6 separate regions of the Mus musculus genome follow, and all the other regions are linked to region 1. A link is a loop called in an ENCODE intact Hi-C map of the cell type or tissue named here. Cell type or tissue: heart. All regions are shown on one strand.

Region 1 (5,000 bases):
ACCATGAGTTGAGGGACAAATTGTTTATTATGTCCAGGATATTTTGTTCTCCAAGCATGTCAGAACACATGCTTTGTGTCTGGCCTTGCTAGTTCTTAAGGCTACAGAGGAGGCTATGGCCTGCTGTTCTGAGTTTAGAAGGTCGTGGGAGAAACCAACTTGGGGAAAACCAACTATACCTTGGGAAGTGAGGGTTTCAGGAAGACTGCTTCAGGGGGGCATGTTCATGCTGGCAGAGGATGCCTGGTGTGAGCTTGGCGATCACCAACATGACCTCTGCTCAGTGGCACTCAGAGCTGGACCATGAAGTGTGAAGAGTAGAATTTACAGTCTGATACCAAGCAGAAAGGAAGGAACAACGAGATTCCCAGATGCTTGACAAGTTCTCTAGAGAGGGAGATGTGGCCAGAAGACTTTGAGATTGGTGCCTGATTTCAGTTGCTGTCCTTCTCCATTTTATGGATGGAATAATTGAGGTCCATGAGTGAAGCTGTCTTGATATGTTTCCATCACAGGTGTCCCATACCCACTTTCCAACCCAAGTTCTGATTTTTGTCATCAAGAGATAGCTGTGTTGGTAGAGTGCTTGCCCATTGTGGGCAGGGTCCTAGGTTCCACAGCCAGTGCCCACAGGAACCTGGTTCATTCATTAATTTATGCCTTCAATACCAGTGCTGGGCGATGGAAGGCAGGAGAATCAGAAGCCAAAATCATTCCGTTTCACAGCAAGTTTTAAGAGCAGCTTGGGGTATCTGAGACCCTGTCTTTTAAAAAAGAGAAACACACACACACACACACACACACACACACACAGAGAGAGAGAGAGAGAGAGAGAGAGAGAGAGAGAGAGAGAGAGAATCGACATAAAACCCAATGTGATGTCTCCGTGTCCTTGTCTTTCTGCTGGTACCCAGACTTCAGAACTGAGCTTCCTGGAGCTAAGGAGCACAGGAGCCTAGGTTGTTACCCCATGAGTGGCAGGCGGGACTTAAAGCAGAGGTGGCATCCTGTGTATTGCAGTTTCAATTCTCCCTCCATGTGAGGAAACTGCCTTTGTACCTGGAGTCTTTTATCTGAAAGGACGGCTGGAGTGTTCGGCAGACTTGGGGGAGTGGAGAGGCACAGAGGCTGGCTGCCCACGCTCCGGGCATGCGTGAGCACTCCCAGCAAAACACAGCTGGCACAGCTAATTTTAGCCTCACCGCCGCCTTGCAGAGAAACCCTTTAAGGAGATCTATCTTCTCTGAAACAATCTGTATTATAATGTAGCAGCTGATCGACGTGTCGGAATATTATTACTGGTGGGGGGAAAAACTCTGACAAGTAATTATGAGTTTTTGTTCAATTTTTTTGTGTGCAATACTTACAGAGCCACGAAAGCATTAAGAAAGAGCAAGTAAGAGAAGGAGAGAGAGAGAGAGAGAGAGAGAGAGAGAGAGAGAGAGAGAGAGAGGTTATTTTATTCTCCAATAAGCGAATAAATGTAAAGATCACTTTGATTTCGTTTTTAAGAGATGGATAAAGCCACAACACAATTATTTGTGATAGTTAAGGCAACCCCCTTGTTGAGATGGGGCTTGGCTTCCCCACAGAGGTACCCAGCTGAGAATCCCCACTTTTTCTCCTCTCTTGAGCATCCCCCAAAACATTGGTTTCATCTTCAGGTCCTCGGTTCATCTGGCTTTTAATGTGTTAACAGATTTTGAAAAAGCCTTGAATACACTTTTCTCCCTACTTAACTAGAAAGGTTGGCATGTGTGTGTAAATACACACACACACACACACACACACACACACACACACTTCTCCTTCCCTCATGCTCCCCTCGCAGGGCAGGGTCTGTTTTGTTCATCAATGCCATGCCTCACCTCTGGGAACTTGGCGATTGAAGAGGAGAAGCAGCTTGGGAGCTTGGGAGCCCTGGTCGGAGCAGGGCAGGGAGGCTGGGCCATGCCCCACCCAGGCACTTCACAGAGAAGCTGGGGTTCGGTTCCACCCGCGGCTCGGCTGCAGACGCTGCTCACTGTGCTATTCCAGATAGCTAGCAGAGGGGTGGCAGCAGCCTCTTTCTTTCTTTTTCTTCTTCTTTTTCATCTTCTTTTTCCCCCCTTGGAGGAAATACTGCAGCCTTCTGGACTGCGTGCCCGGCTCCCTGGAGAGGCTCTCTCAGTTCCACCCACTGGCTGGAAGGAGGGGAAGTGAGTGAGAGGGGCAAGGCCAGCTGGAACACACCATGTCACTCTGGGAACCAGACAGCAGCAACTAAGCCTGCACGGGTTTCTTTTTCTTTTCTTTCTTTTTTCTTTTTTCTTTTTCTTTTTTTCCCGGTTTTTTTTCCTTTCCGTTCTTTTTCTTTTTGTCCGTTGTTTCTTTTCCTTTTTTCTTCTTTTTATTAAAATTTCCTTTTTCCGCGGTGGGAAAGAGACACGGGAGAGAACGAAAGCTGTACTGCAAGGATTCCGAGTTGTGCTAAAGGATCTATTTCTTTTTTTCTCCTCCTTCGCCTTTACAAGCGCCTGCGATTGACACCACTAGAGACAGGCTGGTCACAGAGCAAACTGCTTCATCCGGACTGGACCGGGCAGCTGGGAGGAACCAGGCAGGCAAGAACTGGGGAAGCAGTCTGGGGGTTTCCGCTACAGATCTCAACCCCCATCTGTTTTTGTTTTTGTTTTCTTTTTCTTTTTCTCTTTTCTTTTTGGTTCTTTTGTTTTGCTTTGCTTTGGTTTTTTGGGTTGTTTTAAATTCCTCACGGTGTTGGAACTAGTGAGGCTGGAGTCTGAGAAGCCTCAGCAGTCACGCAGACTGCCAGGGACAGTGGATTAAGAGAAAGAAGCTCGCTTGCCTGGGGCATCATACACCCTGTTATTCAGTTTCCTGCCTCGGAGATAAAGATCCCAGCTACATGGGCAAACGCCTGGATCAGCCACAAATGTACCCCCAGTACACGTACTACTGTCCTCAGTACCTCCAAACCAAGGTATGGCTGGACCCGCGGGCTTCAGAAGGCAGCGTGGTGCCTGGCGCTCCTCCGGAGCGTGGCAATCCGACCCTTCCCTCACCCTAGCCCCCATCCCCTCTGCCGACCTCTTTCAAATTACTAACAGTAGGAACGGAGTTAACAAGCCAGAGAAAGAAGGGAGAGGAAGCCCCGGAGTGTAGCTTTCTCTTTAAAGACAGGGGACTTTCAATGGAGTGTTCTTTTGTTATTTAGCTGCAGAAATGCCGGTGAGATGGTTGAAGTCTTTTGCAGGTGAGCAGGGATTTTTAGAAACGAGGTCCCAACAGACGTTCTCAGGGGGCGAGAATATTGTTTTAGGAGCTTTTCTAGCGAGCTGTTCTTTGTGTGTGAATCTCAAAGATTTGGGTACCCCCCTCCCTTTCCCCCTTCCTTACAGAAAACACTCTGGGGTGGGGGCCACTTAAACTTTTCATGGCCTAGTGAAAGAGGAAAGAGGAGCGCCAGGAGGCACCCACCAAAGTCTTTCAGAGTTTGTTGAGCATTTTTTTTTCTTTTTTCTTTTGGTTTGGACTGTATTTTATGTGAAGGTTGACTGAGATGCTTTGGGGGGCTAAAAGAACTAGAGGCTTAGCATCCATAGCTTTTACTTTTAGACTGGCCCCCACCCCCACCCTTCAGTTACCACTAGGAAGTCTGGGTCTGGGGGTGGGGGGAAGGCATGGGATGTAACTGATAATAATTGGACTTGAATTGGTTAAAGACTTTAGGCTTTGTGCGAGCATGTGCTTAAGTGATCATTAGGGGCCTGGAGGCAAGCCCACGAAACTGAGCAGGGGGCAGTGCCCACCCTGAACTTTTTATCCTGCAGTTAAGACATGAAAGATGTGAGGTGAGAGATCCATGCTCTAATTTGTCAATTCGATTGGGCTTGATTATTTTGGGGGGTGGGGGGTGGAGGGTACCATGCCGGATACTCTCTGATTTCGTAATGAATTAACCAGACCCCTCCATCTTCTTAGTAACTCCACATGTGAGAGCAAGCAGGGCACGGCTGAGCAGTGTACGCTGTCACTGGGTTCTCAGGGTTTGGCATAATCAGGGTTTGGTAATTCACGATAAGGTTACCTCCCATTTACTCTGTCTCATCAGACAATGCCCATTTGGACAACAGCCTCTCAGGATTGCATTAAAGGCTGGTGTTTCTTTTTCCATTTTTCCCCCTTTTCTGATTGCTCTACCCTATGCCCTACCCCTCCAAGGTCGACTCACTTTGCTTTCTGCCTTTGTGCCCACTTAGTTTGGGCAGCTGCTGCTTAAATAGACCAGCCCTCCTGCCTGGTGCCCTGAGTATTAACTCTTTGGGCAACTTGGTAGACAGCACTGGCTGCCTACTACTTTAAAGAAATGGTCAGGCGGGTTTAAAAAAGAAAAGCATACCCACGGTCCGTTTTCTCCGCAAAGAGACAAAAGCAATAAGCTCCAGGGTTGCCTGAAAAATATCAAACATTCCAAACCTTTTACTCATTTGGCTAAATTTTTCCAAATGTTTCCCCAAATCGTGCTTTGTGCTGGTTCTGGTTTTCTGGTGCCATTACAACCACAAGAGAAACTTTTGATTGAAGTTTGAGTGAAATAGTTGGGGTTTTTGTTTTGTTTTTCTCCTAGATTGCCTTTAATGTAGTATTACTAACGGAATAATGAATGCTGGGGAGAGTTAAAGATACAGGGTGCTGGGTGAGTGAGCCACTGTAGGAAAGGGAGGGATGAAGGGAAGGAGGGAGACAGGGAGGAAGAAAAAGACAGAGACAGAGACAGAGACAGAGACAGAGACAGAGACAGAGACAGAAATGGGAGTGAGGAAAGACTGCAGTAGTGATTTGACCTGTTTTGCCTGAAAGAAAACTGAGAGGTTTATCAAGTCTGTTTGGGGGCCTGTGCAGCGTTAGTGCCCCATGGACCCTGACAGCGGCTCTGGATCTTGTTACTTTGGAGCCAGCCAAAGCCATCAGTGTCTGCCACATTTTTAAGAAGTTAGCTC
Region 2 (5,000 bases), 440 kb after region 1:
CTGCGTGTGAGGCATTATTGAAGTTCCTGTCCTGACCTCCTCACAGTGATGAACTGGATGCACCTTGAATTTTAAGCTGAAATAAACCCCTTTGTCCCCTAAATTGCTTTTTTTTTTATCACTGCAACAGAAATGAAACTCAGACAGATGGCAAGGCTGACAGCGGTGGTCTATCTTCTCTAAAACATCTCAGTAGAGATAGGAGGAACCGCTTATAGACCAGGTCATCCGCCGACCAGTCTTCAGGGAGGACGCTCATGGTGGTCACATGCTGATTTTTTTTTTTAAATCTCTGTAATGGAGAGAATAACTTGAGACAATTTTAACTATTTAGTACTGCGGTGCATTTTTATTTATTTTACCTTTTCATTACTGTGTGAAAATGCACGTGATCTCTTTTGATCAAACCCATGCCGTTCCTGCCCACCCCTGTAATTCCTCCAATGCAATCTCCATGGTTATCTCCATGGTTCATGTATTCCCTGCCCAGCTTTAAACCCACTGAGTGCAGCTGATGCTGCTTGCATGCACATGGCTATAGGGCCATCTGCTCGAGCATGGGTAACCTCTCAAGGGCCACATCCCTAAAGAAAGCTGACTTAATAATGGGGCTCTTAGTGTGTGTGGGCATGTGGCTCACTGGCAAAGCCTTTTCTTAGCATGTCTGACGCCCCATGCATCATCCCCAGCACAGTAAAACCAGACAGCTTTCAATGCCAAGCAGTGCCCACAGGCACATTGCCGAGAGGAGTGAGTCGTAAATGCTGAACCGCCAAGATGTTGTGGAGTGTGCAGGGGGAGCTAGCAGGGTTTGCTTTACTGTTTGTTATGTGTCCTGAGAATGGTGCCCAATTAACTGGAAGAGAGCAAGTTGCCAGTCAGCCTAGCCTACTTGGTGGGTAGATTCTGTCTCTAAGAGAAGATAGATGGTGCCTGAGGAATGTCTCTTGATGACTAACCTTTACCATATGAGTGCCATGAGTGCACATGTGAGTGTGTATGTGTACATGCATATGCTGTGCACATACACACACACACACACACACACACACACACACACACAGAGGCACAAACCTAAAACAGATTTTTTAAAAAGAATATTTTTGGTTCTGTGTTCAATCAGAGATGATGCACCTAACCCTCAAGAGACTGGAGGCCCCAGGGATTTTAGAGGTCAGGTGGGGTGGGGGTGGGGACATACGTCCTCATGGAGACGGGTGGGGAGTGGGGAGGAGGTTCGGGATGTGGAGCAGTCGGAGGGTGAACAGGGGCAGGGGATAAAATCTGGAGTGTAAAAATTAATTAATTAATTAATTAGTTAATTAATTAATTAAAAATTTCCCTTGTCCTGGGGACTCACTATTGCATTCTATGCTGCAATGGGTTAAGAAGCAAATGACGTCATTTAATTTTGAAATGCTAGAAAGAGCACACATTTTAGTCATTAAAATTCCTCTGATAGCTTTGACACTTTGCGTAAATCTTACCAGAAATGAGGATGTTTGGCTCCTAAAGTTGGATGCTCCTCCATGTCACCAATAGTTTATCCAGTGCCTGTGATTGCAAAACACCAAACATTTCACAAGAGCGGAAACCTCTAATTAAGCCTAGCATGTGACAATGGAGTGGATTTGTTTTTAAATCCATGGCTTATAATGCTTAGAGCTTTCAGATCGTGACCTGAGAGGACTCTGTTGAGGTGAGAGTTTAGCTGAACATGGGTTTCCACAAGACTTCCTTCCTCTGTGTGTCAAGCCTGATCCAGAACATTCTACCGGTGCTGGAGCAGGTTCTTGTGTGTTTTAGTTTGACTGTGAATTGTGTGAGCTATAATATCAGTTTCCCTCCTCAGTAGTAGTTGTTGAGAAGAAGAGGAAGAGGAGGAATAAGACTTATGAGGAGGAAGAGAGGGAGGAGGAGGAAGAGAAGGAGGGGAGGTGGGTAGAGAGAAGGAAGAAGAGTTGGAGGGAGAGGCAGCTGTAGCAGCAGCAACAACGGAATCCTTTAGTGTGTTTCAAATGACTGAAGCCAGCAGTTATAAGTCATGAGGCAAGAAAGAAACACACCCTTGAACATGTGTTTACATTCAAACAGCAGACCTAAAAAGCCCCCTGAAGCTTTACCCCATGCCTGGCGCCTCCTAAGAGCGGTTAACGCATTGTCCGATGAAGGGTTGACCCCACCCAGGCGCTGTTCTGCAGGGCACAGAAGGGCTCAGCTACTTTCTAGAAGAATGGAGGCACTGTGCTGAGCCAGGATGGCTGCAAGGGGCCTGTAAAGGCAGCTGCTGCCAGTGGGGACTTGAGAGCACTCCTGTCAGCTTCAAGCCTTGCATGGGCCAGATTTCAGAGAGCTTCAGCTGGCAGCTGCACCGAGCACTTAATTGTGAAACTTGAGAGGAAAATAGGCATGTTCTGGCTAATACGGGTATTCACCTACAGGTCTCACTTTTGTTCCGTTTCCAGAACATTGGCTCTGCCTCTTTGTCAGCTCCTGGAGGCACCGAGCCAGTGTTGCTGGGGCAGCTTTGCAATGATCAGGTGTGGCCCCGTGTATCCAAATGAAATTGTCACTGCTGAGTGATACAATGTACCATGCTTTGATGCTGCAAGCTGACAGTCACAGAAAAGTCGTTCATTGCATTTACTCTCTCAAAGAATCTCTAATGGCTCACAGCAGACATCTACTTAGTTAGATCTGAATGAACCCAAAGCAAGCCATCTCCACGGCTACCTTTGTGTTCCTAGAAAGAGCCCCTCATCAGGCCCGCCACAGCTAGAAAATGGCTTTAAGGAAAGATGATCCTATTTAGAACCCAGAAGGGAGACTTGAAACTTTCAAACCGGAGTAAAAATAGGCTGGCTGTGCACGTGGAGTGGATAGCAGCCCATTTTCTTTTTAGCTTGTTCTGTATTCCCCAAATCAGCAATTGCACATTGCAACCTTCAGCTATGTTTGGTCTTCGTTTAGAATTACATGTCATTTTAGGACAAAGAGAAAGGATTTGATTTGTGGGGGGTTTGCAAGCAGCATTTAGTCTCCTTTGTCTGTTATCTGCGTGAGCTCAGTGAGAGACTTTACAGAGAAGGGACTCTCCAGGCACGAGCCTTCTGTCTTTAACTCCAAGAATGAAATGCCCTTAATATACCGTCTGTGGGAGTTAAGGGCTCCCATTTCCTCTCCCATTCATGTGTCTACCCAGGATGAAGCTTTTCTTCAAAGAGGTAACAGTGAGTAGATCTCATGTGGGAAGATAGGGAAACAGAATTAGAATTGCTTTCTTCCTAGAAATGGAAGTTTAAAAAAAAACAAAACAAAACAAAAAAACCTTATAGAAACAGGAAGCATATAGTTTAAGGGTTCCTCTCATTAAATAATGGATGAAATTTTCTCTTTCTTGCTCTGTATTTATATATTTAAATTTACATATTTATTATATTTAAATTTTCAATTATGGGGTTGGAGGGATGAGTCTGTAATTATGAGCATGTATTGCTCTTCCAGAGAACATGAATTCAGTTCCCAGCAGCCACCTGGGGTGGATCACAGCCACCTGTAACTCCAGCTCTGGGGGAATCTCACTCCTCTTTTTTTGCCTCCACAGGTGCTATTCACACACAACCCCTCCCCCCAATATACACTTAAGTAAAAATATAGTAATGAAGATTGAACATTATGGAGCTGGTGTCGGTAGAGGCTCCTTAGTGAGCTTCAGGCCAGTGAGAGATCCTGCCTCAAGAAACAAACTGTGTGCCAGCCAAGGTTTTCCTTTGGTCTCCACACAGATACAAGTATACACACACACACACACACACACACACACACATACAATTGAAGAAACAACAAGACCGTATACAATTAGATTTTTTTGAAAATTCTTGGAAATGTACCTGAGCCATGGCAGCCATTCCAAGGTCAATGTGATGCTGGGAGGTGCTGAAAGTGATCTCTCCGTATGTTAGACATGAGATGCTGACATTGTACACACAGAATAACTCATTGTACAAATATGGGCACTTAGTATTAAAAATAAAAAATTGGAGAATAGTCAAAATTCCAAAATGAAGCAAGGATAGGTTTGCATGCTTTTAGCTTCTTGCTACCTGTGGTAGCCCCAAATAACTGCCTCTAGGTATCTTTCACACATTGACTTTTCAATAAAAGCACCATGGGGCTGATAACTGTCCCACTGGTCCCTGCCCAGGCAGCAAGCTATTCAAATAAATTTCATCGTCCTCACAGGGCAGCTGAGTTGTTACAGCACAGGCCTTAACCATGGCTGGGTGTTGGTCCACATCCTAGCTCCATCCACCACTTACTGGGGAGGTAAAGTTTCCCTCCTCCAGCCTCCATGCCCTCGTCTCTCAGGGCCATATCATTCCTTCAGGCATTCAGTCATTCGGTGAACATCCAGTGAGTGCTTTCAACTGCCAAGAGGCCTGTGTGGAAGGAAGAAAATGTCTCAGGCTATCTCCATGACATCCACATGGACCTCACAGTGTCTCATCAGTCCCTAACAGTAGCTATGGCAACAGATGATAGTCCATGTGCATATGGCAAAGCAAGCTTGTCCATCTCTTTCTTGGTTATTTTTTAAAAGAACAACTCGACAAAAGTCTATAACCTCATGTTCACCTCCCCATACTTTTCTCCCCCCTAGAATGGAGTCTACGGAAAAATGTGAAGTGGTGATTCAACATTTTAATGGAAAATATCTGAAAACACCACCAGGCATCCCAGGTAAGAAATTCCACTAGAAATCACTAAAAAGCATTTAAGCTTATGGCTATTGTTGAATAATTTACATGCTCTTGTGTGCTGGACAGGCGGGGAAGCTGTTGTCAACATGTGCTCATGTCTTTTTTTTCAAATCTGCGTGTGTTGTGTAGAGTGTGCAGTGTATGCACAAGTGTATGTGAGTGCACATATCCACACACTCACATGATAAGGCTGGAGGAGACCACTGGGTATCTCCCTTATCCATCTCATCTGTATCTCCT
Region 3 (5,000 bases), 200 kb after region 1:
GGCTTTTGTATGATCTGATAATGGAAGAATCTAAGTTGTAGAGTCTTGGTGTGGGTGATATGAAGACTTTACTTGCTGGTCCTGTGGAAGGAGGAATGTTGTGGAAAAGCAAAAGCAAGCAAGCAAGCAAGCAAGCAAGCAAGCAAGCAAGCAAGCAAGCAAGCAAGCAAGCAGACCTCAATCTTGAAAGGCTGAGGAGATGGCTCGGTGACTGAGAGCACTTGGTATTCCTGCTGAGGATCCAGCACCACACACACCCTGTAACTCCAGCCCCAGGGGATCTGATGCCCTCTTCTACCTTCTGTGGACACTTGCACACATATGCACACACAGAGAAAAATGCATACACACACATATAAACATAAATAAGAATTAATTTTAATATGGATTATTACAATCACATAGTAATAAATAATAATGCTGATTAGGAGGACTGTGAGAGACATAGTGTCCACAGAACAAGTTAGACAGCCACAAGGAACAGGAAGATGTCAGCAATTGACAATGATAGTTTAGGTGCACTTAGGTAGCAGATGTAGCATGCATACCATCTATGCTGGTTAATGTGAATGTGCCCATCCATCCCTCTTAGTGATGTGTTCAATGGGCAAAGCCTTCTACAAAGACTGTGGAAAAAAAGCAGTGAAGGGCATAATGTTGATACTATTGTGACACACGAAAGATTTTCTCAAATACTTTATCCAAACCTGTCTTCAAAACTATGACCGTATATGCTGCACAAGGCTAACTGTTCTTCCTCTGTATTCTGAGAAATACAGATAATATGAAACTGCTGGTTTCTGAGGTATATAAAACTGTTATATCGCTATTAAGATTGGAATAGCGAGGATTGCAGTGTCAAAACCCTGGGAAATATTTATGGTATGGAGGTAAATCAATATAAAAAGAATATTGGAATGAGCATATTATATATGGAGAGGTATCAACACGTGGGAGCTGTCTCTATGACTACAGTGGAGTCTTACTGCTCAAATGTAGTTGCCTCTCAGCAGACCAACTATGTGGCTTAGGATCAGTCACTCAGCCCCACTGAATTCTGTGCATGAAGAGCTAACGGTGACAGGAAGGGTTTGTACATAGTGTGTTGTGGTGCTACATACAGATGCTACATACAGATAAAGCTTTACAATACTTTATATGACAGTACTCGAACACATATGCACACACATAGACAAACACACAGCTATACATAAACATGAATAAAAATAAATCTTAAGATTTCAAATGTAAGAGGACTGTAAGAGCAATAGCATCCACAGAACAAGTTAGGTAGCCACAGGGGACAGGAAAATGTTCACAATATACATGTGTTCTCAATGAAGCATACACACAATAAACACTTCACATAAAATTCAAGCGACTTATTTTATTTATTTGTGTCAGTGCTGTGGACATACATGTGTGTGCGTGTGTATGTATGTGTGTGCATGTGCACAGCTGTGCATATATTTGTGTAATGTTAGATGTCTTCCTTGGTTGCTCTCTATCTTATTTTTAATACAGGGCTTTCACCAAATCTGTAGCTTACTGGTTCAGCTAGACTGGCTGGCCAGCAAGCCACAGGGACACTCCCATCTCTGCCTCTTAAGAGGCATGTTAACATTTATGTGTTTGCCAGGGATCAGAACTCAGATCTTCTCATTTGTATAGCAATCGCTTTACCCTCTGACCATCCCTCCTGCCCAGGAGGCTGCAATATTTTTGTTTGTTTCTTTGTTGCAATGTGTGTGTGTGTGTGTGTGTGTGTGTGTGTGTGTGTGTGCATGCTTCATGTATGAGAACACATGTATCTGCAAGTGTGTGTGAACCTATGTGTGTTTCTTTATAGAGGCCCAAAGCTGATGTCAGGAATCTACCTTAATTGGATCTACTTTATTCACTGGGGTGAGGTCTCTCAGTTAAGCACACACACAGCTAGCTTGTTAGCTTTCTCTGGGAAATCTGTTGTCCCTTTGTTCCTAGTGCCGGAATTACAGATGGGTCACCACTCCTGCTTATGGGTCCTGAGGATTCGAACTCAGGTCCTTATGCTTGGACAGCAAGTTCGTTACCCAGGAAGTCCAGGGCAGCATTAGAAAGGAAAATTATGTTAGTGCAGAACCATAGCTATTTGTTATTTTAATATTTCTTTTAACCTATTTTGTGGTATTTTCAAGAAAAAAATAAACGCAGCACCCAGAACTGATTTCAATAGTGTTTTCCCTTTCTTTTTATATATGTGTGTGACTGGACAGCATGTCTGTTCACCCTGTGCGTGCAGTACCCATAGATACCAGAAGAGGGCATCAGGTCTTCTGGGACTGGTGGTAAAGAGGTTTGTGGATTTCCATGATGGTAAGGAGAATGGATCCCATCCTTACCCTTAACCACTGAGCCATCTCCCCAGCCCAGAGCTAGTTAAAATTTTGTCTACATGTTGGTTGTTCTATAAAACCTCAGGAACTCATGGCCATTCATGGTCTTGCTGTGTCAACTAATCTCATGTGTAATTGAGTTTGAAGAACACAATTTACAGTTTATTGTTTTAAACAGTAAGCAGTGGTTAAGTCTACCATGGGCTCATTCTTAGGAAAAAGATGAAAGTCTGGGAGGTGTCTGGAGTTGGTTTATAAATTACTAAAATCATGGAGGCTGTTCTGAGAGGACACAACTTGGATTTAATCTTCATATTACAATCTCCCCTCTAGCCGGAGGCTAGGTAACCAAAACAGACCTGTCAGAAGACATGGATTTATTTATTTCTCTTTCTTTTTTTTTTTTTAATGTGTCATCAGCTTTCCATAAAAAGCTACGCAGGCTGAATATCCTCAAGTTTTGAAAGGCATGAGAAAAATATGCATGTTGGCCTCCTTCAAGATGCAGACAGAAGGCATCAGCTGGCCTCCATGTACCAACCCCCAGGCTCTGGTTCCACCTCAACTTCTAGAAGATAGCTTTTTATTCTTTTTAGGTCCCACCTGCAACCTGGACTGCAAGAGATCCGAACTCAGGTCTTCAGGCTTGTGTAGGAGTTTATCTACTGAGCTATCTTCCCACCATATGTTTACATATTTATTTTATTTTTGAGACAGGGTCTTGCTATGCAGCTGGCCCAGAATGCACAGATCTGCCTGCCTCTGCCTCCTAAGCACTGGGATTTAATGATGCACAGCCACACTCAGTGTCCCATGCTTGCTTGAGTGCTTTAAAGCTCTTTCTAGTACATAGATGGGGAACTGTAGATTGGAGTAAGTTTAGAACTGGTCAGTATACTTCTCCTGCCACTCATAATTGCTAAGGAGGCCTATTGATATAGGACATTCAGGTAGGGCCAGGAATGAAAAGTCCCCTGAGCCTGAAGAGAGGATGTGGCTTAGTCTCTCATGCTAGGTCATGTGTGGCTGAGTGTGAAGTAACCTCTACATCTGCACGGGCCCTTGTACCATGACACACACAGAGCAGGGGTGGACTTTCGTGCATGCGGGACTACTTAATCCAGTCAGGTAGCATGGCTACCCTGAGGTCTTTCATAGAGAAACACCTCAAGCAGAGGAGGGCGGTTGGTATCGTGCTGTGGAGAGCTTTTCTCAAGTGCCTTTTATTTTCTGAAATCAACCTGCACAAAAATAAATGTTCTGAGGAATTGCATTTTGAGAGGACTAGGTACCTCCAACAAGGTGGGCTCACAGTCTATTGAGCAAGAGGCTCATGAAAGAAAATGGTGTGAAAAGCACATCTATTCAATTTTCAAATAATGGGATCAGATTACAAAAATAAATAAATAAATGAAAAGACCAAACAGTTTCACTTCCAGCAAATGCCTTTTCCTGTGTGACAATGGATGTGTGATTGTTCCTCGGGGCTCCTCTTGGGGCTCCCTCATCTACTCTGCCATTGATCTGACACCTCACCTCATCACAGGCAGCATGCATGTGTGCACATATGCTGTGTGCATGTGTGTACATGTGTGCATGTGTGTACATGTATGCATGTGTGTACATGTGTGTGCATGTGTGTATATGTGTGCATGTGTGTACATGTGTGTGTATGTGTGTATATGTGTGCATGTGTGTACATGTGTGCACGTGTATGCATGTGTGCACGTGTGCAGTGTACATGTGTGCATGTGTGCATGTGTGCATGTGTGTTCATGTGCATGTGTGCACTCGTGCACACACGTGTGCATGTGCTTGAGTGGGTACTAATATCATCTCCCAGTCTTATTTCCAGAAGGTTAGTTCATGTGGAGACTCCAGTAACTTCTGTCAGGCCATCCTGCTGTTCTGTGCCTTTTATTTATACAGACATGCCCAACCCTTGGAAATCTTGAGACCTTGTTGTCATCTCCAAAGTTCACACTCACACATCACACATCACACATCACACAAATGATGGACCAAGAACAAACAAACTAAAAACAATGTGCAAAAAACTTACACTATTTTAAGTATGTTTACAGGTTTATAATTTTGTGCTGGGTCATATTCATAGATATTCAGGGGGCATGCAACCCGTGGCCCATGGGATGGACACACCTCTATGAAATTCCAAAGCTGGCTATGATGCCTTGATAGTGTTCCTCAACCAGACAGCCAAAGGCTGCTCCTCTGCCCAGGGTCATCCATGATGAGCATCTGTTCCCAGTGCCAGGACACGAAAATGCTTGTCGCTATTGTTGATTCAGTGTTAACTTGAAAACTTTCTAGAATAAGCAATGAGATAGGTTCTTTCTTGTGGCTTGGGGAGTCACAAGCTTGCTACCTTGTTTACTGACTGCTATATAGATATTAGGCAAAAGTAATAAAAAGTAACTGCAAACATTACGTCTCACAAGAAGCATTGCTGTTTTAATCATGGATTTTTATATGACAGCATTTAATACTGTTTCCTACCTCCCAGTTCTTTTCTACATGAAGAGATAATATGATTTATTAGCCAAATTTTAATAGTTACAATGACATATTAAGTAGCTTAAAATCAGGCTGGTAGAGTGATATTTT
Region 4 (5,000 bases), 110 kb before region 1:
AGCCTAACTTTCACAGTACCTTAAGCTACCACTGCAATGCACCCTCCATAATTTCAGTGTGATATTGTTGACTGTTTCTGGAGTTATCTTGAAGCTTCTATCCACTGAGGACATTTGATAATAGTAACATCTACTTGTTTTTTTTCCCTGATCGAATCCAGGATGGGCTGTCTGCATGATAACAACATCCCTAGCCAAGTCCTGGCAATGTGGAAAGGACACAACTATGGGTAATTTGGGTTGGCTATGACATCATCACCGACAATTGAAGTTGGTAGCTTCAGTACTATTGTCTATGATGCCGTAGAACAGTTCCCACTGAGTGTGACACATCACCATCTTCATCATCGGGCACACTACAATGCATAACAAGAGTCAATCCAAATAAGACCCAATGGTATCTCCTTATAGAGGAGGGTGGGGATGGTCCCAAGGGCCCAACCAGTCCTTCCTCCTCCTCCCTTCCCCGTGTGCCCCGTGTGTGTAACACTACTCAGCTACACATGCCTTCTGGTCTTGGGAGATGGTCGAGCCTATGGAGCATTGAAGTTAATCCAGTAGGCACTTCAGCCCTGCACATCCCTATGGGAGAGTCGTCATCCGTACTGGGGTGGGACTTTCCAATGGTGCAGGTATACTGGGGTCGCCCATGTTCCTGCAAGCAATCTCTCACCCATGTTCAGTAAATGAAGCCCAATAGACTCATTGACTCACCAAGTTAGGCTGAGGTTAGACTGGAACAGTGAGTGGGTCGCATGCCTCTGACTCACAACAACCTCTTGAAACATTGAATTTCTCTATAAATTTATTATTTACTTATTTCTTTTCTCTATAAACTTTTAAAAATTTGTTACTTTGGTGTGTTTCTCTCGTTCTCTCTCTCTCTCTCTCTCTCTCTCTCTCTCTCTCTCTCTCTCTCTCTCTCTCTCTCTCTCTTTCTCTCTCTGTGTGTAGTTTGCCTGTATGTATGTCTGTGCATCACATGTATGCTGGTGTATTAGGTCTCCAGGAACTGGGGTTACTGGTTGGAATCCACTATTTGGGTGTTAAGAACTGAAGTCAAGTCCTCTGCAAGAGCAAGCAGTGGTCTTAACTGCTGAGCCACCTATGCGGCTCCTCTATCAACTTATTCTACTATATGCCAGTGATATCCATTCTTATCTCCCTGCATACTATATCTGTAGAACACTAATTACATGTTCAAGCCTGGTTCTCTCTTAATCCTTAGCAGTTTCATGTCTTTACCAGATTGCCTCCCAGGTTCTCCATCATGAGTCATAGATGTTAACACCCACATCATCATCATTGTTGGGAGACCAGAGACAGAATGCTTGCAAGACCCAGGTGCAAATGCTCAATGGACATCATCAACACTAGGTTACAGAAGATTCCTGTGGAAATGGATGTGCTAGCTTCTCCATCTCCTGTCATCCCCAGCCATGTGTCATCTTTGATTTTTAACTGCAGCTAAGATAGATAAGATAAGATAAGATAAGATAGATTCACCAGTGCTTAAAGACACCCCGTTTCTCCTGTGTGCCTTTCCACTTTGTTCCTTCAGAGTTTTCTCTGGTGCCCAGAAACTCTGTTCTCCAGCCTAACACCTGCTTAGAAGTGATGCCTGTGATAACTGGGAGGGGAGCTCTTATTCAGGGCCTAATGGTCTATGCCCAACCTGTCTGTGGACATTTCCTGGTGAGGTTTTGGAGGATTCTTGGAGGACTCTAGAGAGGCTACTGCTTTTGACCTTGTATGTGGGTCACTGCAGCCCACACCTGCTCTGCCTCTTCCTTTCTGTTTGCTTTGGGGGGACTATCCTTTGTGTCCCCTCCCTCAATCATATTTTTGTCAGAGATCTATTTTTCCTTTAGAACCTGCTTTCTGAAGAGCCTCTCCCAAAAGTCATCACCACAGCAGGAGATTAGAAAAGAGGTTTCTTGAATCCTTGCCTGGATCTGAAGCCCAGTCCAGAGGCTTGGTCATTATAAGACCTTGAGTTTTAAGTTTCCTAGCTTCCTCCTCCATCATTTGGCTTACCTATGATATATGCCTTATGACCGTGGCTGGTTCCTAATGTTGCTGAAAACAACCCAGCATCACTGTTGTGTTACTATGAAGCATTTGAGGTCGTCCCTAATGCAACATGGGCTGTGTGCATGTGTTGCCTCCTGTGACTCTGTGTCTCTCTCTTCCTCCCTCCACCCCTCTTCTTTTTCCAGTCTCTTTACTCTGTCTTTTAGACAAGGTATCTTATAGCCTAGGTTGGCCTTGAACTCACTATTTAACCCAGAGGATGACCTTGGACCTCAAATGCTTCTGCCTCCACTTCCTGACTGCTCACCACATTCAGTTTATAAGTTCTGGAAATGGAAACTCAGAGCTTCTAGCTTGCTGCACAAGCAGTCTACCAATGGAGCTAAGTCCCCAGCCCCCACACTACTAATTTTCTGAATGTATTCTTCTTCTGCCTCTTTTTGCTAGCACTGACATCGTGGATTGACCCACTGAGGCCTTCTGGAAGCATGCAAGGGGGTTCTTTTGTCTGCAGCTCCTGACCCCTGCCCTGGCAGACGGGGAGGCAGAGCTGCCAGCTCTCGGCTATTCAGAAACCCTTTGTCCAGCCTCTTTGCTCTTTCCTCTGGCTTCCTGCCTTGGGGCTGTCACATGCTCCCCGGCATGGCTCGGAGAAGGTGTGCCAAAGAGAGGAAGGATATGGAGCTCAGATTAGCCTGTTACAGAGCCCAGGGAAGGAGGAGCCGGAGACAACTCAGCCATTCTTTCCTTTTGTCATCGTTGTGGATTTGATTTCTACTGCTTTTGCAACACCACGTGTTTTTCTTTGATTGAAATATAATTAAGAGAGACTAAAGGGCAGAGGGGCTGACTGTTCACTTAGGTGAGTGTTGGCAGTTGCACACATCTATACAGTGATCCCCAAATAAGACAGCAAACATTTCTGTTTCCATGGAAAACTCTTTTTTTTTTTTTTTCTATTCGAAATTCATTTCTCTTAAGGTTTCTCAGCAATCACACTTGGTTTCTCTTTTTTATATACATTCATGGTCTTCTTTTTTCATGAAAATAAATGTTTTTATAAAATACATTCTGATCATACTTTTGCTTTCCATTTCCTCCCAGACCCTTCTCACCCGTCCACCCATCCAACTCCAACCGATCTCTCTCTCTCCCTCTCTCTCTTTAGAAACACAGCAGGCACATTTTAAAACTAAAGGGCACAACACACACACACACTCACATACACAAACAAAACCCATAAAAACACATAATTGGAGAGCATAATAGACAAGAAACACAGCAGTAAGGTAAACTATGCCCAAACAAAGAAACATAAGAAAAAAATATCCAGAATTACCATTGAGTTTGTTCTGTGTTAGCAGTCTACTGCTGAGCTTAGGGCCTGTCCTTAAGTGTGTGTCGTCCACTGAGACTTCATTGGAGAAAATTAACTTTTCCTTGGCAAGCGGTTGTCAGTTGGAGGTAACATCTTGGTTAGGCACGATAGCTTATGGACATATTTTTTTTTTCACTTCAGTCCTTAAATAAATGATATCATATATACTTATTCTGCTGCCCCTATCATCTTTAATTTGTTATGGTTTTAATATTTGCATATATTGGTGTATACCAGGAGTCTGTTTATACTGATAGCTAAAAGGTATTCCATATTGTAAATATACCTCAATTTTAAAAATCTATTCTTTTAATTGTACCTTGATGCAATTTCCAAATTGGAGATATGAATAAACCAATTTTTATTTTTAAATAATATTTTATTTATTTTTTGTGACTGTTAAGCATGTATACAGCATACTTTGATTTTATCTACCCCCTCTCCCACCTTTGATTGCCTCTCAGAATCCCCTAAAATTTCTACCCCTAACTTTATGTCCTTCGTTTCCTTTTTTAATATCCCACTGAGTCCAGTTATTGCTAGCTGTGTTCACATAGGTGTGGGACCAGCCACTGGAGCAGGGGCAGCCTACCAGTGGCCTCAACCCTAAAGATGAACAGTTTTCTCTCCCCTAGTGGCCATTAGCTATCGGTAATTCCTCATCTAGAGGTGGGGCCTTGGGAGCCACACCCCATGCATGCTAATTTGACTGGTTTAGTTGGGTGTAGGTTAGTACAGATAACCTCAGCTGCTGAGCATTGATGAGTGCAGCAGCCACGCCCTATCCAGAAGGCGGTGATTGACAGCACTCATCCATCCCCATCCCCTCCTATTTGTCCCACCACAGCCTGCCCAGAAGGTGGCGCTTCACAGCGCTCACCCCCATTCCCTCCCTCATATTTGTACCTTCTTTCCAACCTCTCTTCCACATTGTTCCTCGAGCGTTCTGGGGATCATGAGGGTTGAACCAGATGTCTTATTTAATGCTAAGCACTCGGTTATTTATTCTTAGCGTCGTGACCACTTATGAATCTCTGCATTAAGTGCTTCCCACTGCAAAAAAGAAGTGTTTCTGACCAAGGTTGAGAGTCAGACAGATCTGTCGAAATAAGCATTAAATATTTAGAAGGCAGTTTGGTGTGGCCACTTAGCAAAATAACAATGATAGCTTCCCCACTCATCATATCCATATGAAATCTTTTTTGTATTCATGTACTTTCTCTTTTCGAAATAACTTGGTGAAATGAAGACCTCTAGTGTTGTTGGCTATTTTACTTTAGTCATCTAGGTCTAGCTAGTATAGACCTGTTATACTGCTCCAGCTTTATTTACATTCTCTTCACGACCAGTGGTTTTTTAGCTCCTCTTGGGAGCCAGTAGCCATCCCAGTATCTTTTGCCTTTAAATCGTTAATAGCAGGATGATCTAGTCAATTTGACCAATGTTTGAAAGTGCTTGTTCTCATTTAAAAGGGATAATATGGGCATTTAGCATTCTATGGAAGATACAAAGATAGGGAGTCAATCGTTTTATAATAGATACTGTTACATAGAACAGACCCAGTAATTACCTTTAAAGTGTCAGTTAG
Region 5 (5,000 bases), 60 kb after region 1:
TGAAGTGGGAGGGCCCAGTCCCCTGCAGGCATTGACACCCTTGGGCAGATGGGCTGGAAGGGGAGGAAGAAAGATGAACATGAACTTGGGAACAAATGGGTAAGCGATGCCTCTCCAAGGTTCCTGCCTCTCATCCAGTTTGAGTTCCTGCCTGGCAACCTCTCTCTGCAACCAGCTGTGATCAGGGCGTGGCAGGCAAAGAAACACTTTCCTCCCCAAGACGCTTTTGGCCAGGGCTTTATCACTGAAATACAAAGCATATAAACACACACATACACACACACACACACACACACACACACACAAACAAACAAACAAACAAACACATAATAAAGTTAGTGTTAAACCTTAGCTGGGATTTTTTTTTTAAAGTAAGAGACTATTTTGTCTGCTTTGGACCAGGGCTTTATCACAGAAATATAAAACAAATCAATACACACACACACACACACACACACACACACACACACACACACACAGAGAGAGAGAGAGAGTGAGAGAGAGAGAGAGAGAGAGGGAGAGAGAGAGAGAGAGAGAGAGAGAGAATACATAAGAAAATAAATAAATAAAAGTTGATACAAAACTTTGACCAGGTTATAAAAATCAAGTAAGAGGCTGGACTGTCTGAATGATTTTCTGTTCCTAGTTTTGGTTCAATATTTTCTTAAAGCGATGCTTCCCATTATTTTTTTATGGATTGTGTTCTGCAATCACACGGAGGGTTTTCAAAGACCCTGATCACTCTATAATTTTTAAGAAACAATATTCTGTTTTTATATTCAGTTTAATGGCTTTCTCTACCATCCTGTAGCTCTGAAGCCGGGGATGATAAATCAAAAACTAATACTTCCAAGCACCTCACAAAAATAAGAGCCTCTGATAGATTAAATGTAGGCTAAATGAGGCCCATGGCTGATTGGTTCTAATTAGACGTAAGGTAAATGTTCTCACAGCTGCGCGGGCTCTCCACACTGCCCTTTGCAGAATCATTTGAAAATATTTTGGGTCTGCTGTTGCTGAGACAATATGGCTTGGCAGCCTATTGCTAACTTCATAAGCTTGACACATTCGTCATGTAGACAATGTTCTTTATATGCAAAGCTGTCAGGCAGACTGAGTCTATAATTCTTCAGTGCATGAAATCATATGATGAAGCCCCGGTATCAAATTGGAAGCTGTGCTGGCGTTTGGAATCTTTCAGGCATGGGTTAGAATTGTTTTATGACAGATACTCTTTTTACGACATTCATCAGTTATGTTTTTGCAGCATAACTCTAACTGTAGGTCTGCCTTTTTTGCTTGTTTGTTACTGTTGCTGTTTACATATTGGATGATGAGCCTGCTTCTAGGTTATGTTTGACATCGTGTGTGTGTGTGTGTGTGTGTGTGTGTGTGTGTGTCTGTGCATAGGAGTTCGACTGCTCATGCACACATGAGGAAGCCAGAGGAAAATGTCAGATGTCACCTAACTCTGACTTATTCTTTTGAGACAGAGCCAGTGAACCTGGAGTCAGACCAGCTGGCTTGCAAGCACCGAAGAGCTTCTCGCTTCTGCCCTATGCTGGTGTTGCAAGCCGCTGGTTTTTTGCGTGGTTGCTGAGCCTTGAATTGAGGATGTTGTTTTACCTACTGAGCCATTTCCTCACCTCTATGCTTGGATGTTTTAAAAGGACTACCTTCACCCTCACTCTTGCTTTCCAGACCCGCTCCAGAAGGTAGGAGGCAGCAGTTATCTGCTTCCTTGGTTTGATTAGCTCTCCAAAGATAACACACATCAATGCACATAAAGTGTCGCTTCATCCCAGAAGTGCAAGCTGTGTGTGATACCAAGCTCATGTTGGACTGACCAGTGGGAGAATCCATACAAAGTCTGCATATAGCCCAAGGGGGTGGATTTGGGAGGGTCAGTTTACATATTTTATGCAGTGGTGAAAGTTCTCAAGAAAGCGAGCCACCCATGGCAGCTTCGGGGGCTAAATGAGGAAAGGAACGGCTTGAAGAATGCACACAGCCCATGTGCTTCAGGCAGCCCCTTGGCAAGCAAGTTCCTGTTGCAGAGTGGGCTGCCCGCCAACACTCTGCTAAACACTCCCCTGTGCTTCATGCCCTGGAATGTGGGAGACGCTGTAACTCTGGGAAGGCCCATTCTATAATGTCTGTCATGGCTAGAGCTTGCCAGGCCTCAGAGCCACCCATCTCAGAACCCAACATGGCAGGGACAGGGTTTGGCCTGAGCGTGAAGCTGCTGAGATGTGCACTCTAGTCTCTCTCTCTCTCTCTCTCTCTCTCTCTCTCTCTCTCTCTCTCTCTCTCTCTCTCTCTCTCATTTCTTCCCTCCTCCACCCCTTCCTCCTCCTGAATTGTTTTATTTCTGAAGGGACGCCTGCTTTGCATGTTTTGGAATGATTATAAGATGTCCACGGTGAGCAACTCTCTCTTGGGTGTGGGGCTGTGCAAACCCGATTTCCCAGCTGCTCAGCCTTTCTGGTTTTTCTTAACAAAAGAAAACCCGTTCTTCTGCGGCCCCATAAGTTCACTGCAAAGCCTCCATCTGGAACGAATTCGGCATCTTTAACAAATATGTGTTCTCTCTTCAAAACCCATCTAAAAATAGTGCTCAGGCAAGGCAGACGAAAATATTTTGACGTTTTCGGTGTTTCGTGGGGTAAGCACAGTTTGAAACAGGCTGTCGGTTAATTTTCACACGAGCAAGAGCCGATGTACTTTTTCTGTCTGCGTGCACAGTGTATTTTACTCCAGGGTGATTTCTGATTCAAAACATAACATAGCAATTGTGTTTGTTAGAAAGCCCAGCTTTTATCACAGCTGGCCCTCATACAGAATTCAGGTTACAAGTACCCAAAGAGAAATGTTCAATTGAGTTCTCCTGACATATGACAGTATTCTTAAAAAAAAAATAGTTTTGCGTGAGGAAAAACATAGCTATCCTAAGAGGAGTCCTTATGATCTACATTGCAAATCATATTAAGGTGTTGACTTCAGTTCCAAATGAGGGTTTGCCCTTTTAAGCCAAGTGCCTCTGCCACATGTCCTTATCTGGGAGTCTGACACAGGATTATCACTATAAGGGCAGCCTGGGCTAAACAGTGATAATGCTCAAAAACAAAAATAGAAAAGAAAAAGAAAGAAAAGAAAGGCTGCAAGGTTGGCAGAGCAGCTAAGAACACTTTCTACTCTTGCAAAAGCAACCGAATCCAGTTCCCCACATCTGTGTCAGGCAGCTCATGACTGCCACAAACTTCAGGTCTATGGGAGGTGATGCTCTCTTCTGGCTTCCGTGTGCACTGAACACATGTGCATACACACTTCGAAACAAATATAAAGCAGTATATCTAATATTACAGACCCAGGAAATGTTTTAAAAGTCTTCAAAAAGCAGAATGCATTCTGTCATTTATTAATTAATCAGCTACTATGTGTTAACCACTGTGAAAGAGATTCCATATATAGGCCATATAAAGTGTAATAGCTATACAGCTACATGCTTTAATTGACTCATGTGAATTTTTGACTCTGTGATGGAGAACTGAAGCTGGCAAGGTTTAGCACATGGCTCTAGGCGATGTGGGTGGTTCACATTGAGAAACATAATCAAACCAAGCCTCATACTCTGCTTCCCGATTTTACATCCTCTTTGAGTAAAGAAGAAAAGAGTAATTATTTATCTTTTTGTATAATATCCATATTTAAATTATTAGACAAAGTCAAGTTCAGATCCAGTGCATCTCCTTTTTCTTGGCTCTCTAATACTCTCTGATGCTCTAACATATAGATCCAGTGTATCTCCTTTTTCTTGGCTCTCTAATACTCTCTGATGCTCTAATGTATAGAGTCTGGGACTGGATTTTTAACAAGGTTATCATTAGAGCCTCCTTGTTTCATTTTGTTATCTTATAGATCTCCATAAAATCAGGGGGAAATGTTGCAACTTAAAATTGATGGAGATGTAGACAAGTGTTTATTAATTATTGAAAACATGGCTAAAATAGAATCAATTACTGGTAGCTGGCATGTCCTTTTAGGTAGGTTTTTAACGTTTGGGAATTCTCTTGTTTGATCAAAACTGCTCTTCCTATAATAAGCACAGATTCTGTTTGGTGCAGTCAGCTTTAAGAGCCCAAACAATGAGAACTGTTCAGGTTTAGATGCACAGCCCAGTGTCACACTGCTGTTCGTTCTCTGAATGCCTAGAATCCCAGATGCAGAGCAGTAGGTTGCATGCAGTGAGGTGCATCTCCTTAGGTTGCAGCACAAAACACCATCTTGAGGCTGTAGTCTAGAAAAGAGTGAATTAGTTGGGAAATAAGCCCATTGCTGTCCCAATTCCCAGGATTGAACTTGGGTCTTCTACCTTTGCATCTCCATTTTAAATATGTTTTTAATAGGTTCAACAGTACCTAGCAGCAGACTCTGCACCCAAGACCAAGGAAAGCTCATAATAGAAAGGTCTGGACCCAATCTACATTCTGCATGTCTGGGTCTCTCTCTCCCTCTCTCTCTTTTCTTTTCTCCTAAAAGCCACAACGATTTTGTCTTTGATTTGCATTCATTTTTATGTGCCAACTACAAACTATCAGTCCCAGCATCTTAGACACTATAAATGAGGCTTAGCATGTATTTTATACTTCATCAGTGAATTATATAATAGCAAGTGAGGTGTCTCATACTTTCCAGATTGACGTCAGTTGAGGCACCAGAAAAGAGTAAACTGGCTTGCCTTCAGTTCTATAATCATGGCCCTTGTCGACTATAGACCAGAATCTCTCCTGCAAAAGTTTAGCATAGTGAGCTTTCAAAGTGTGGCCCCTTAAATAGCAGCTGCAACACCTTCCAGGAAGTTGGAATTAATGTATATCTTCAGATACCTTCCCAGACTGACTGAGTCAGAAGATGTGCACGGGACTTAGCGATCTGTGCCTTTAAACCTTTCTGAGGGCTGAGACTCCATTAGTAAAGTGTCTAGACAGCATGAGGGCCTG
Region 6 (5,000 bases), 190 kb after region 1:
TGCAGGAGGAGCTGAAAGTTCTACATCTGGTTCTGAAGGAAAACAGGAGAAGACTCGCTTCCAGGAAGCTAGGACAAGGGTCTTAAAGCCCACCCCCATAGTGACACACCTACTTCAACAAGGCCACACCTACTCCAATAAGGTCAGACCTCCTAATACTGCTATTCTCTAGACCAAGCATATGCAAACTATTCCAGCCATCTCTCCATCCTTGCTAGTTACCATTTTATTTTTATTTCTTTTTAATATTTTTATTAGGTATTTTCCTCATTTACATTTCCAATGCTATCCCAAAAGCCCCCCATACCCCGCCCCACTCCCCTATCCTTTTAAAGAGCATTCTGAACATAAGGAAGGTGTTTGAACCCTGGTTGAACTGGGGACTCTGTGACCACATTGGATAGTTGGTGGACATGTACACACAATGTGGAGTGGTGCATGCTGGTTTCAAAGAGTGTCCTGCCAGGGCTGTTAAGGGCCCGTCCATGCAGGCTGTGGAAAGCCCACACGGAAAGGCTTACAATAGAAGTTCTCTTACTCAATTTATTTATTTCCACCAAGCATTTCAGCCCCTGCAGGAGTCGGCTGTGGAGAGTATTTTATCTCGTCTTGCTGTAGGAAATGAAGGGATGGCAAAGGGAATTGGATTTATCTGGCACTCCAGGCCCCAGAAAGCTCATGGGACCCCCTTGGCTGTCCATTTTCAGGCATTATTTAGTGACACGGTCACATTTTCTAAGGCCAGGTTTTGTCTTCCACTCATGGGTGACAGAGCTGAAGAAAATCTTTACAAAGACTTAAATCTTGATCTAAACCTTAAAAAGAGGAGGCACGGTTATATATGGTCACAGCTAGCCTTGAGCTTAAAGCATATAAAAATATATAGGTTTTTTTTTTTAATCTAACTACGTGTGTGTGTGTGTGTGTGTGTGTGTGTGTGTGTGTGTGTGTGTGTGTAAGTGGTTTGGGCCTTTAAATAGCATAGAAACCAAGGGATTAGCCTACAGGTAGAGTGCTTGCCCCAGGCACAAGACAACCTTCTACTCTGTCCTTGATGTAGGCAAAAAAGGAGAAATTAAAACTAGCCTCGAATTGATTACATATAACAGTTGTTGACTCTGTGGATCGTGGAGAATCCCATACCTGTTAAGCAGAAAGCACCTGTTTGTCACCATGAGCAATCAGGTGTGAACTGTGACCAGCAACCGTTAAATACCATCTCTGTTGTTTCAAAGCAAACTTTGTGACGTAATTGTTAATGTAATACCTTATCTCTGAACCCAGGAATGAAGTTCCTGCAACTCTGGTAAGTGTGTGTGTGTGTGTGTGTGTGTGTGTGTGTGTGTGTGTGTGCACACGCACGTGCGCACGTGTGCATGTGTATGAACGTGCCTGTGAGTGTGACTTGGGAAGCACTCATGTTCTGTGCTTTCTGGCTTCTGCTGCACTGGAAAGCTGAGCCTGGGGTGTATAACCAGTAGTATGGATGAGGGTAGTTTAGAACAAATGTGGTTTGCATCTTTTCTAGACACAGCAAGAATATCAGAGAGACAGAGAGAAACAGAGTCACAGAGAGACAGACAAAGAAAGAAACAAAGACATACACAGAGAGAGAGAGAGAGACAGAGAGAGACAGAGACAGAGACAGACAAAGAGATGGATTTACAGTTATATCATCATTTTTGGAAAATAAAGTTACTCTTCATTTTATTTACTTAACAAAATAATTCATGCTTTAATTTTTATCCTGCTTTTTGCAGGACTGCATCCACTATTTTTTTCTTACTATAAAGCAGTACCATAGTTTTTTACATGTAGCCCTGACTGAGTGAGGCAGGCATCTAGGTTGTTTCAGCACAGTAGGACAGCATAGTCTCGGAGCACTGTTGTTGGCTGGGATTCAGTGCGAGATGCGCTCATTTCTAATCGTGTCTTCACTAAGTTTCAACTTTGAAGGTACTTATGGAAAAAGAATACTGCAGGACTAGCTTTAGAAACCAATGAAATGGGGCTAGAGGGACAGCTCAGTGGCTAAGAGCACTTCTGACAGAGGACCCCATTCAGTGGCTCACAGCCACCCATTCCAGGGTATCTGATGCCCTCTTCTGACCACCACCTGGAGCGTGCACACATGTGGAGAAGAAGCATATATGCAGGCAAAACATTCATAAAATAAAAATAAAGATGCAAAATAAAAATAAAGAGAGACAGAGAATCAGATGTTTTATTTTGTTTTGTTTTGTTTTGTTTTGTTTTTAAAAAAACTTTAAATACAGTTCAGAAGTTTTATCTTAGGGATTCTATACCTGTTGTGCATTAGTTTTACGTTTTGAACTCTGTGTCTGTCTGTCTCCTTGTCCTCCTCCTCCTCCTCCTCCTCCTTTACTCCTTTCCTTCCTCCATTTCTCTCTCCCTCCTTCCTTTAATCTCTTGAATACTGTGTTAGTGTCACTTTTCAACAGAATAAAGACATTTTTGCCTCTCCATGTTTCCTTCTTTCTCTCCTCTTTTCTCTCATTACAAACATTTTACCGTTAAATAACTTTGTTTATTCATGTTACATCCTGATTGCAGCCCTCCTTCCAGTCCCCCTCACATAGCCTCTCTTCCATCCCCCTCCCCTTTACCTCTGAGAAGCTGGAAGTCCCTGCTGGGGAGAGTCAACCCACCCTGGCACCTTTAGTCACTGTTGAACTAGGTATATATCCTTTCTCACTGAGACCAGGCAAGACAACTTATCTAGGAGATCAGGATCCACAGGCAGGCAACAGAGTCAAAGTAAGTCTCCACTCCAGTTGTTGGGGTATCTGCACGAAGACTAAGCTGCACATGTATTACATATGTGAAGGGGAGGGGGGCTAGATCCAGCCCTTGCATGTCCTTCTATTGGTGGTTTAGTCTCTGGGAGACCTTAAAGGTCCATGTTAGTTGAGCCTGTTGGTCTTCCTGTGGAATTCCTATCCCCTCTGGGTTCTTCAGTCCTTCCTCCAGCTCTTCCACAAGGCTTCCTGAGCTCTGTCCAATGTTTGGCTGTGGGCCTCTGCATCTGTTTCAATCAGCTGCTGGGTGGAGTCTCTCAGAGGACAGTTATGCTAAGTCTTGTCTGTGAACCCCGGCTGACAGATACAAGCATACCTTGAGGTTCCAAGGTAGTTGAAGGAGGAAGGCAGGCCAGCAGTGTGTCCATATGGGTCTTCTGAGGACAGCTTGGCACACAGCCCCCCCCCCCCACCAACACACACACAATTGTCAGAGGTTGCTACAGCACTCACTTATGTCCATCTCACACAAGGTACCGAGGATCCAGGCCAGCAGTGACAAATATAGCTGTCAACAGTGTCTTCACATGTTGTATCTTTGTGGCAAGGCTTTGACCGACAAAGAGGCACCAAGGTCTCACAGTATGTTCCTGTAGATCCACTACCTGTGCAGTCACAGTGGTAGTTTGTTTCTTCCATCCACACGTAGATCTCCATGGAGACATGGCTGATTGGCACATTCATCAAGTTGAGTTCACGGTGCTCTCCAAGGAATCCTGGAGCACAGTCACAGAAATAAGCCCCAAGAGCATCCTGTCACGTGGTACCACACAGACACGGCTGGGATCCACAATCATCAATTTCCAACTCACAGTTCACACCAGGACACTCTTGAAGATAGTCACACCAACTTTTTGTTTTCTTTTAGGCTCCCATTTTTCTGAGCCACCATACCTAGTGAGCATCCATCTGGTTACCTGATATGACCTGTGGAACTTTCTCCTCTAAGGATAGTACTGAAGTATGATAGTATATTTTACTGGCTAGTTTCTGTGGGGGTCTCTGCAAACATCATGGCCGGCAGAGTAATAATCCAAACGAGGCAAGAAGGAAATCTGGTTCAACAGGCTCAATAGCTGGTGTTGGTTCAAACTTCTGAAGTCTGATATGGGCAGTTTATTTTAGGCATACTTAAGTATGGTCCAATTTATAAACTTCCTGGTGTAACACAGTGAGGTATAATTATACACAACATTTCTCAGAGTTCATGGGACTTCTTCCATGAAGATGAGTCCTAAAGATGTATGTGACCCTAAGGGCTCAGGGGAGGATCTGGTGTAGTCTGGGTCATACAGAGAGTGTAGAGGCCATCTCAGCTATGTGCCATCTCCAGTCATGGTTGTAGGAGTTTGGGGAGCAATGAGGGAGAGGGGGTGTTTGGCCATACAGTTTAATGGCCACGTAGATTATATTAAGTATCTTTGATCCTGCTTGTGAGAGCTTGGTCTGACCAGACCCAATAAACAACATGAAGATTACCTAGTTATGAGCCACCGCCAGGGAGGATGAGTTGTAGACCTCGCTCTTCCTTTGAAGGAGACAACTCCGCTTCTTCAACACTCCTCATTCCCCTACTGCTCTATGTGAACATAAGGACCTTTGTGTTCCCCAAATTTTCCCCAGACAGAAAACTTGAGGATGAACTAGAATGTGAATAGGAAATGCGTGTGAATTGATGACCGCAATCCTAGTGCTAGGGAAACAGAGGCAAGAATATGTTTAGTTCTGGGCCAGCCTGGAAATATAGTGGAGGGAAAAGAATATGATTACAATATACTATATGAAAAAATTGTTTTGAAGAAAGTAAAAAGAAAATGAAGGCAATGGTAGAATGGTATCCCAGCATGCCCAGGATAGCCTTGGATTACTGACATAGCTAAGGATGTCTCAGGATAGCCTTTGATTTCTTACAGAGCCAAGGATGTCTCAGGATGGCCTCAGATTTCTTACATAGCTAAGGATATCTTGAACTTGTGATTCCCCCGCCAACACTTGGCATGACAGACATGCACCACCACTTCTAGTTTATGCAGCTCTGGGGATTAAACCCAGGACTTTGTGCCTGTCAGCCAAAGACTATGCAGAGCCTCACACTCAACCCTACTGGACACATCTGTCTCCTAGTGGAAGATTTTGAGAACTGAAATTTTCAGGGACTGGTCGTCTGAGGGAGGTGATCAG

Evidence for each region. A loop is a pair of places that touch in the nucleus more often than their neighbours do. Peaks named below come from ENCODE experiments on the same cell type or tissue, not always from the same donor. Only the 100,000 strongest peaks of a DNase experiment are listed, where the experiment ranks them.
Region 2: it touches region 1 in a loop (2.8-fold over the local background); 2 of 42 quality-filtered maps call a loop at or near these places.
Region 3: a loop joins it to region 1, with 2.0 times the contacts of the local background. A loop is called at or near these places in 2 of 42 quality-filtered maps.
Region 4: a loop joins it to region 1, with 2.1 times the contacts of the local background. A loop is called at or near these places in 2 of 42 quality-filtered maps.
Region 5: a loop joins it to region 1, with 2.1 times the contacts of the local background. A loop is called at or near these places in 5 of 42 quality-filtered maps.
Region 6: a loop joins it to region 1, with 2.8 times the contacts of the local background. A loop is called at or near these places in 2 of 42 quality-filtered maps.

Annotation. Positions count from the first base shown.
Region 1 is chr9:117,249,707-117,254,706 of GRCm38, reverse strand. It overlaps Rbms3 (RNA binding motif, single stranded interacting protein), which reads left to right and starts at 2,224. Exons shown (of 15, transcript NM_001172123.1): 1 at 2,224-2,980. The coding sequence starts at 2,906. It overlaps Gm17396 (predicted gene, 17396), which reads right to left and starts at 2,174. Exons shown (of 2, transcript NR_166691.1): 1 at 1,869-2,174; 2 at 9-1,362. In heart, a CTCF peak has its summit at 2,514; DNase peaks (open chromatin) are centred at 2,166 and 2,916; H3K4me3 peaks cover 4,150 bases; H3K27ac peaks cover 4,427 bases.
Region 2 is chr9:116,805,153-116,810,152 of GRCm38, reverse strand. It overlaps Rbms3 (RNA binding motif, single stranded interacting protein), which reads left to right. Exons shown (of 15, transcript NM_001172123.1): 6 at 4,661-4,740. Among named protein-coding and RNA genes, the nearest start is that of Gm39449, 280 kb to the right of the region's middle. In heart, no CTCF peak of the experiment used is centred here; DNase peaks (open chromatin) are centred at 692, 1,572 and 2,192; H3K27ac peaks cover 1,134 bases.
Region 3 is chr9:117,049,430-117,054,429 of GRCm38, reverse strand. All of the region lies in intron 3 of Rbms3 (RNA binding motif, single stranded interacting protein), which reads left to right. Among named protein-coding and RNA genes, the nearest start is that of Gm39452, 140 kb to the left of the region's middle. In heart, a CTCF peak has its summit at 2,290 (motif pointing right); no DNase peak of the experiment used is centred here.
Region 4 is chr9:117,354,848-117,359,847 of GRCm38, reverse strand. It overlaps a transcript of Rbms3 not described here. Among named protein-coding and RNA genes, the nearest start is that of Gm39451, 43 kb to the right of the region's middle. In heart, no CTCF peak of the experiment used is centred here; a DNase peak (open chromatin) is centred at 2,637; H3K27ac peaks cover 994 bases.
Region 5 is chr9:117,189,855-117,194,854 of GRCm38, reverse strand. The region is part of intron 1 of Rbms3 (RNA binding motif, single stranded interacting protein); the gene reads left to right. It overlaps Gm39452 (a long non-coding RNA gene), which reads left to right and starts at 519. Exons shown (of 2, transcript XR_871333.2): 1 at 519-5,000. RefSeq lists an enhancer at 1,176-3,641. In heart, no CTCF peak of the experiment used is centred here; a DNase peak (open chromatin) is centred at 2,064; H3K27ac peaks cover 1,163 bases.
Region 6 is chr9:117,057,813-117,062,812 of GRCm38, reverse strand. All of the region lies in intron 2 of Rbms3 (RNA binding motif, single stranded interacting protein), which reads left to right. It also overlaps the pseudogene Gm18489. Among named protein-coding and RNA genes, the nearest start is that of Gm39452, 130 kb to the left of the region's middle. In heart, a CTCF peak has its summit at 2,117 (motif pointing left); DNase peaks (open chromatin) are centred at 3,012 and 3,432.